Regions from separate parts of the Homo sapiens genome. Here region 1 is linked to region 2. Evidence: read pairs that join two places in POLR2A ChIA-PET (ENCODE). Cell type or tissue: GM12878. All regions are shown on one strand. Each heading gives the region's core, and the rest is flanking DNA. Links, peaks and the distances in the headings are about the cores only. Region 1 overlaps MYO1D (myosin ID). Region 2 overlaps MYO1D (myosin ID).

Region 1 (2,921 bases), core at 150-2,649, 65 kb after region 2:
ACCAGTATAGGCCACCTCCCAGTGGTATGTGTGTGGTAGTGGTGGGGATGGGGGGTCGTTGCTAAGTGAGACAATATATGCAGAGGTCCACTATAAGGAATGAAAATCATCAAATATAAGGTGATTTCTTTATCTTATACTACTCTTGTTTAAGGAAAATCTTTTGATGAGACTGTCCTCAAACATTAAACCATGGTCAATGACTTAAAGAAAATTTAATTTTTGATACAGATACGCGATCATGAGGCTTTCTAGAAAACACACACTCTCTCCAACTCTGTCTCAGTCCATTTAGGTGGCTATGACAAAATACCATAAACTGGTGGCTTATAAACAACAGAGATTTACTCCTCACGGTTCTGGAAGCTAGAAGTCCGAGATGAGGGTGCTGGTGGCCCTCGTCCAGGTTGCAGACTGCCAACTTCTCGTAGTGTCCTCACATGGCAAAAGGGCGAGGGTCTCTCTGGGGCCTCTTGTATAAGTCGATAATCCCATTATGAGGGTAGAAACCTCCCAAAGGTCCCATCTCCGAGTTCCATCACTTTGGGGGTTAGGATTTTGACATATGAATTTTGGGGGAACACCTTCAGACCTTAGCACTCTGTGTCTCTCTGTCTCTCTCTCACACACATATACGTAAGTGATAAAAAACTCTAATGGCAGAACTGAATTTGGGAGCAAGTCCAACTTTTAACAGATGTTTCCAAGGAGCCAAAACAACAAAAGTGAAAAAATTTGGGGAACAGAATAGATAAGTGGTTCTCATCTCTGGCTGCATAGTGCAGTCACCTAGGAAGCTTTATTTTATTTTTTCTTTAAGTTTTTTTTTTTTTTTTGTAGAGACAGGGTCTTGCTATGTTGGCCAGGCTGGTATTGAACTCCTGGGCTCAAGCGGTCCTCTCACTTTGGCTTCCCAAAGTGCTGGGATTATAGGTGTTAACCATTGCGCCCGGCCGGCCTGGGGAGCTTTAATGCTTGCTGATGCCTAGCTCTACCAGCAGAGATTTGATTTCATGCATCTGGAGTATGACCTGGGTATCAGTAATTTTAAGAACTCTCCAGGCCATTCTAATGTGCAGCTAAAGTTGAGAACCCCTGAGTTAAGACTACTAACATACTAACATTTTTTATTTGGCTTTAAAAGTGAAAACTAAATAAAATAAAAATCAGATCTTCTAAATAGCAGGTTAACAGTAAAACCACTATATTTTTTCTGGCCTTCTTGAGACTGTAGTAGTACCTTTTCTTCTTTGAGGAGGCAGGATTGCAATTGAGAGAAACAAACTGTACAAATAAAAGTATAACGTGGCAGCTCTCTTTAAAGGTGCTGTTTTTTCCCCCCTAAAAGAAATGAAGATATTTTCTTTTTCTTGTTTTCCTTTTTTGTATCTTTTTTTTTTTTTTCTTCTTTGAGACAGAGTCTTGCTCTTGTTGCCCAGGCTGGTATGCAATGGCGCGATCTTGGCTCACTGCAACCTCCGCCTCCCGGGTTCAAGCGATTCTCTTGCCTCAGCCTCCCGAGTAGCTGGGATTACAGGCACCTGCCACTATGTCCAGCTAATTTTTGTATTTTTAGTAGAGATGGGGTTTCACCATGTTGGCCAGGCTGGTCTTGAACTCCTGGACTCAAGTGATCTGCCTGCCTTGACCTCCCAAAATGTTGGGATTACAGGCGTGAGCCACTGTGCCCAGCCCTTTTTTGTATCCTAATGGACCATACCTTCGGAGCTCCTGATATGCAGACCAGGGCCAATACAAACACTCTCATCTTGATTATTCAGTTTCCTGCGGGCATACAAGTCACTAATCCTCAAAAGGTTAAGACAAACTATTTTAGAAAGCTATTATTAATGTAAGAAAGACTTAAATAGATAAATAAAGAAAATGAGAGAGAGAGAGAGAGCAACTTTGGCAATTAAGTTAGGTAGAAAGATACCTAATTTTGTGGCTACCTCTGGCTCTGAGATTAGAAGAACCTGCACTGAAACATTGCGCTAGTGGTCAACTTCTCTGAGAATTTATTTCATCTATAAAATGAGACTTCCTGCCTGGGATTCTTACAGTGATTGAGATATAGTCTGGTTAAATCATTTAAGAAACACCTGGCATGACACATGCGATGAATGTTAGTTCTGTTATTTCTTTCCTCTTAAAACAGGATTTTTTTTTTTTAAATAGGGTCTCGCTCTATTGCCCAGGCTGGAGTGCAATGGTGCGATCTTAGCTTACTGCAACCTCTGCCTCCTGGGCTCAAGCAATTGTCCTTCCTCAGCCTCCTGAGCAGCTGGGACTACTGGTTAATTTTTGTATTTTTTGTAGAGATGGGGTTTCACTATGTTGCCCAGGCTGGTCTCAAACTCCTGAGTGCAGGTGATCTGCCTGCTTCAGCTTCCCAAAGTGTTGGGATTACAGGTGTGAGCCACTGCTCTGGGCCCCAAACAGGATTTTAGTTTCATGTGTTATCTGTCAAAGGGAGGGGCAGGTAGCAGGTGGCTGTTGGAACTGGCCTAGGTCAAACACACTTGGGATTAGGGGCTAGGTCACACACACAAATGATGAAGCCCAGCTCCATTCTTGGTGAGCTTTGTGACCTGGGCAGATTGCTTCACCTTTCTGAGCACCAGTTTTCTCTTCAGAGCAAGGTATTACTGTGCTGTGCACCTACGGGGCTGCCACAGTGAGCAACCTAGGCACTGTGCCGATGGACTGGTGGCTTCCCTGTCTCTCCCACGGGTCCACAAGGCTTGTAGGCAGAGGCTACGTGATGTATGCTCGCACCACCAGTGCCTGCCAAATGCACAGCACATGGGAGGTGCTCCAAAATGTTTACTGAATAAAAGAGAGCTCTGATAAAGACAGCTGTCTAAAGGAAGCCTATTATTGCCGCAGCTTAGTGACATCTATTTCTGCAAATGTAGAGA
Region 2 (2,921 bases), core at 307-2,806:
AGTTTGTCAACCTCAGGTCTAGTTTAAAACAGTTTGTCTGTGTGGGAAACCATGGGATGATAAAAAGAAACACTCTGAGAGGCAGGGCCCTCCTTGATCTCAAGAGTAAGTTCCAACCCTTGAGTGCCTAGGCCCAATGGAAACAATTTATTTCTGAGCACAGCCAGGCTGGAGATGGGCAGCAGACAGTTAACACTGAACAGAAGATGGAGCAGCAAGGAAACAAGGCTTTGCTCTCAGAAGAGAAGAGTGTTCTTTGAAGTTTGATTAAAAGTGTTTTACTTCACACCTTATGGAAGCACATTACATTGTGCTTTTTCACTGCAGGATGAACAGAAAATCAGTAATGCACTGCTATCATCACATGCTCACACCTGTGGTTTGAAAACAGCAAACAAACCACTCTCCATGCAAGGGCGCATTGTCAGATAACACAACCGCTGAGAATAAGAGCCCAGAAATGTTCTTTCTTTTCAAGAGAACCAGGCTTCCTCCACAGTTCTCCCTGGTTTTGCTATAGAATGAATTCCCAGGGAGATGAGAGGATATAGAGGTCATTAACACGCTCCGTCTCTTCTGCCCCTCTCATTTTCTATTTTAAAATGTGCTTCCGTTTTAAATATTTTACTTCCTCTGCTTTGAATAATACCAGTACCCTACATCTGACAGGGAGTATAGTCTTGGGACAAGACACTGAGGCGGGGAGTAGATGCTGGAGCCAGACTGTCTGAGCTCTGGTCCATTACTATAATAATTAGCTGTGGTCCTGAGAAAGCCACTGAACCCTTCCATGCCTCAGTTTCTCCAGCTATAAATGGCAGTAATAATAGGGCCCACCTTCTAGAGTTACTGTGAGGCTTATATGAGCTAACATATGCATGGTGCTTTCAATATAGCCTAGCACAGACTAAGGACTAGACAAATGTTAACTATTTTTATTATCTGCATGTGTTTAATAAGTATCTCAGAACGTGTGCTTGTGTGTGTGCAATATGAACCAAATTGTCTTTCAAGGGCTTCTAAATTACTGAATTGGATCTTGAATTTCCTGAACTTTACTTGTTGGGGCATGTTCTTTAAAGAAAAGCTTGTATAAAAAAGGGTTTGTAATCCATATACAATAGGGATCTCAACTGTTTTCTGAAGCGCAATTTATTTTTCTCATATACTTTTCTTAAATTAAGTTTAGCTTAATGTTGCCTCCTTACATATTTTAAGTTTGGACTAAAGGTTTCTCCACACATAATGACCTGTAACCTAACTGGATGTGTGAGCAGACCATAATCTACTCTTGAAACTCGGAGCTGAGTCTCACTCAATCACTTGAGTTTCAGCTGAGTTTCAGCCAATCACAGGTGTTCAGCTGTTCAAGCCAAGGTCAAATAAGGCACATGCTCAGCTGTAGCCAATCCAGCTGCTTCTGTAGTTTACTTCTGTTTTGTATACTCACTTTCTTTTTCTGTCCATAAACATTATCTGACCATGTGGCAGCCCCAGAGTTGTTCTCAATCTATTCTGGTTCCGGAGGCTGCCTGATTTGTGAATCATTCTTTGCTCAATTAAACTCTGTTAAATTTAATTTGCCTAAATTGAACACTTCTGGCACTTTGTTACCATTATCTTTTTATCACATTTCATCATTTCCATCCTAATACGTTTTACTATCTTTAACTTCTCTTTTTATTGATATCTATCATTAATTTTTTGTAATTTAAATCAATTATATCCATTCCCAGCCACAGACCTTTAAATGAAGTATTTCTTGACTCTTCAGTGTCACTGTCTGTATTTGTCAATGCTATGGTATTGTAATGCAGTGACACAGTAGTTATCCTATAGAAACCCTCATCCAACTGCATAAAAAGTGTGCCAGGTGTGGTGGCTCACGCCTGTAATCCCAGCACTTTGGGAGGCCAAGGCGGGCAGATCACGAGGTCAGGAGTTCAAGACCAGCCTGACCAACATGGTGAAACCCCCATCTCTACTAAAAATACAAAATTAGCCAGGTGTGGTGGCATGTGCCTGTAATCCCAGCTACTCAGGAGGATGAGGCAGGAGAACTGCTTGAACCTGGGAGGCGGAGGTTGCAGTGAGCCGAGATTGCACCACTGCACTGCAGCCTGGGCGACAGAATGAGACTCCATCTCAAAAAAAAAGGAAAAAGTGTTTGTGACAAGCTGTATATGCCTGATGTTAAAATACTAAACTATTCTGAAGAATAAGCTAGTCTCTTCTTTTTTGCATAAATATGGTAATTGATTCATATGACTATGGCAGGTTATCAGAGACACAGTTTCTGGAGTTTAAGTAATACTGAGATGAAGCCAAAAGAGACAGTAGTAGTCCACAAAAGTTACTGCAAGAAAGAAATGTATGTTATGGAGATATTTAAGTAAAAAAAAAGTAATACCCAGAGACAACATATATATATATATATATATATATATATATATATATATATATATATATAACTTTTATACCTAAAGTTAAAAATTCTGACTCAAGATTAGCCGGTGAATCTTTTTTTTTTGAGATGGAGTCTTGCTCTGTCACCCAGCCTGGAGGGCAGTTGCAAAATCTCAACTCTCTGCAACCTCCGCCTCTCGGGTTCAAGTGATTCTCCTGCCTCAGCCTACTGAGTAGCTGGGATTACAGGCGTGTGCCGTCATTCCTAGTTAATTTTTGTATTTTTAGTAGAGACGGGGTTTCATCGTGTTGTTCAGGCTGGTTTCAAATTCCCGATCTCGTGATCTGCCCGCCTTGGCCTCCCAAAGTGCGAGGATTACAGGCATGAGCCACTATGCGTGGCTTTTTTTTTTTTTTTTGAGAGTCTTGCTCTTGCTGCCCAGGCTGGAGTGCAATGGTGTGATCTCGATTCACTGCTACCTCTGCCTCCTGGGTTCAAGTGATTCTCCTGCCTC

Evidence for each region. ChIA-PET counts read pairs that join two places held together with the same protein. Peaks named below come from ENCODE experiments on the same cell type or tissue, not always from the same donor. Only the 100,000 strongest peaks of a DNase experiment are listed, where the experiment ranks them.
Region 1: POLR2A ChIA-PET joins it to region 2 with 5 read pairs; 3 of 35 experiments call an interaction of 5 or more read pairs at or near these places.

What each region holds. Positions count from the first base shown.
Region 1 is chr17:32,623,397-32,626,317 of GRCh38, forward strand. All of the region lies in intron 20 of MYO1D (myosin ID), which reads right to left. Among named protein-coding and RNA genes, the nearest start is that of CDK5R1, 140 kb to the left of the region's middle. In GM12878, for the core only: no CTCF peak of the experiment used is centred there; no DNase peak of the experiment used is centred there.
Region 2 is chr17:32,558,108-32,561,028 of GRCh38, forward strand. All of the region lies in intron 21 of MYO1D (myosin ID), which reads right to left. Among named protein-coding and RNA genes, the nearest start is that of CDK5R1, 73 kb to the left of the region's middle. In GM12878, for the core only: no CTCF peak of the experiment used is centred there; DNase peaks (open chromatin) are centred at 454 and 1,414; H3K27ac peaks cover 1,921 bases.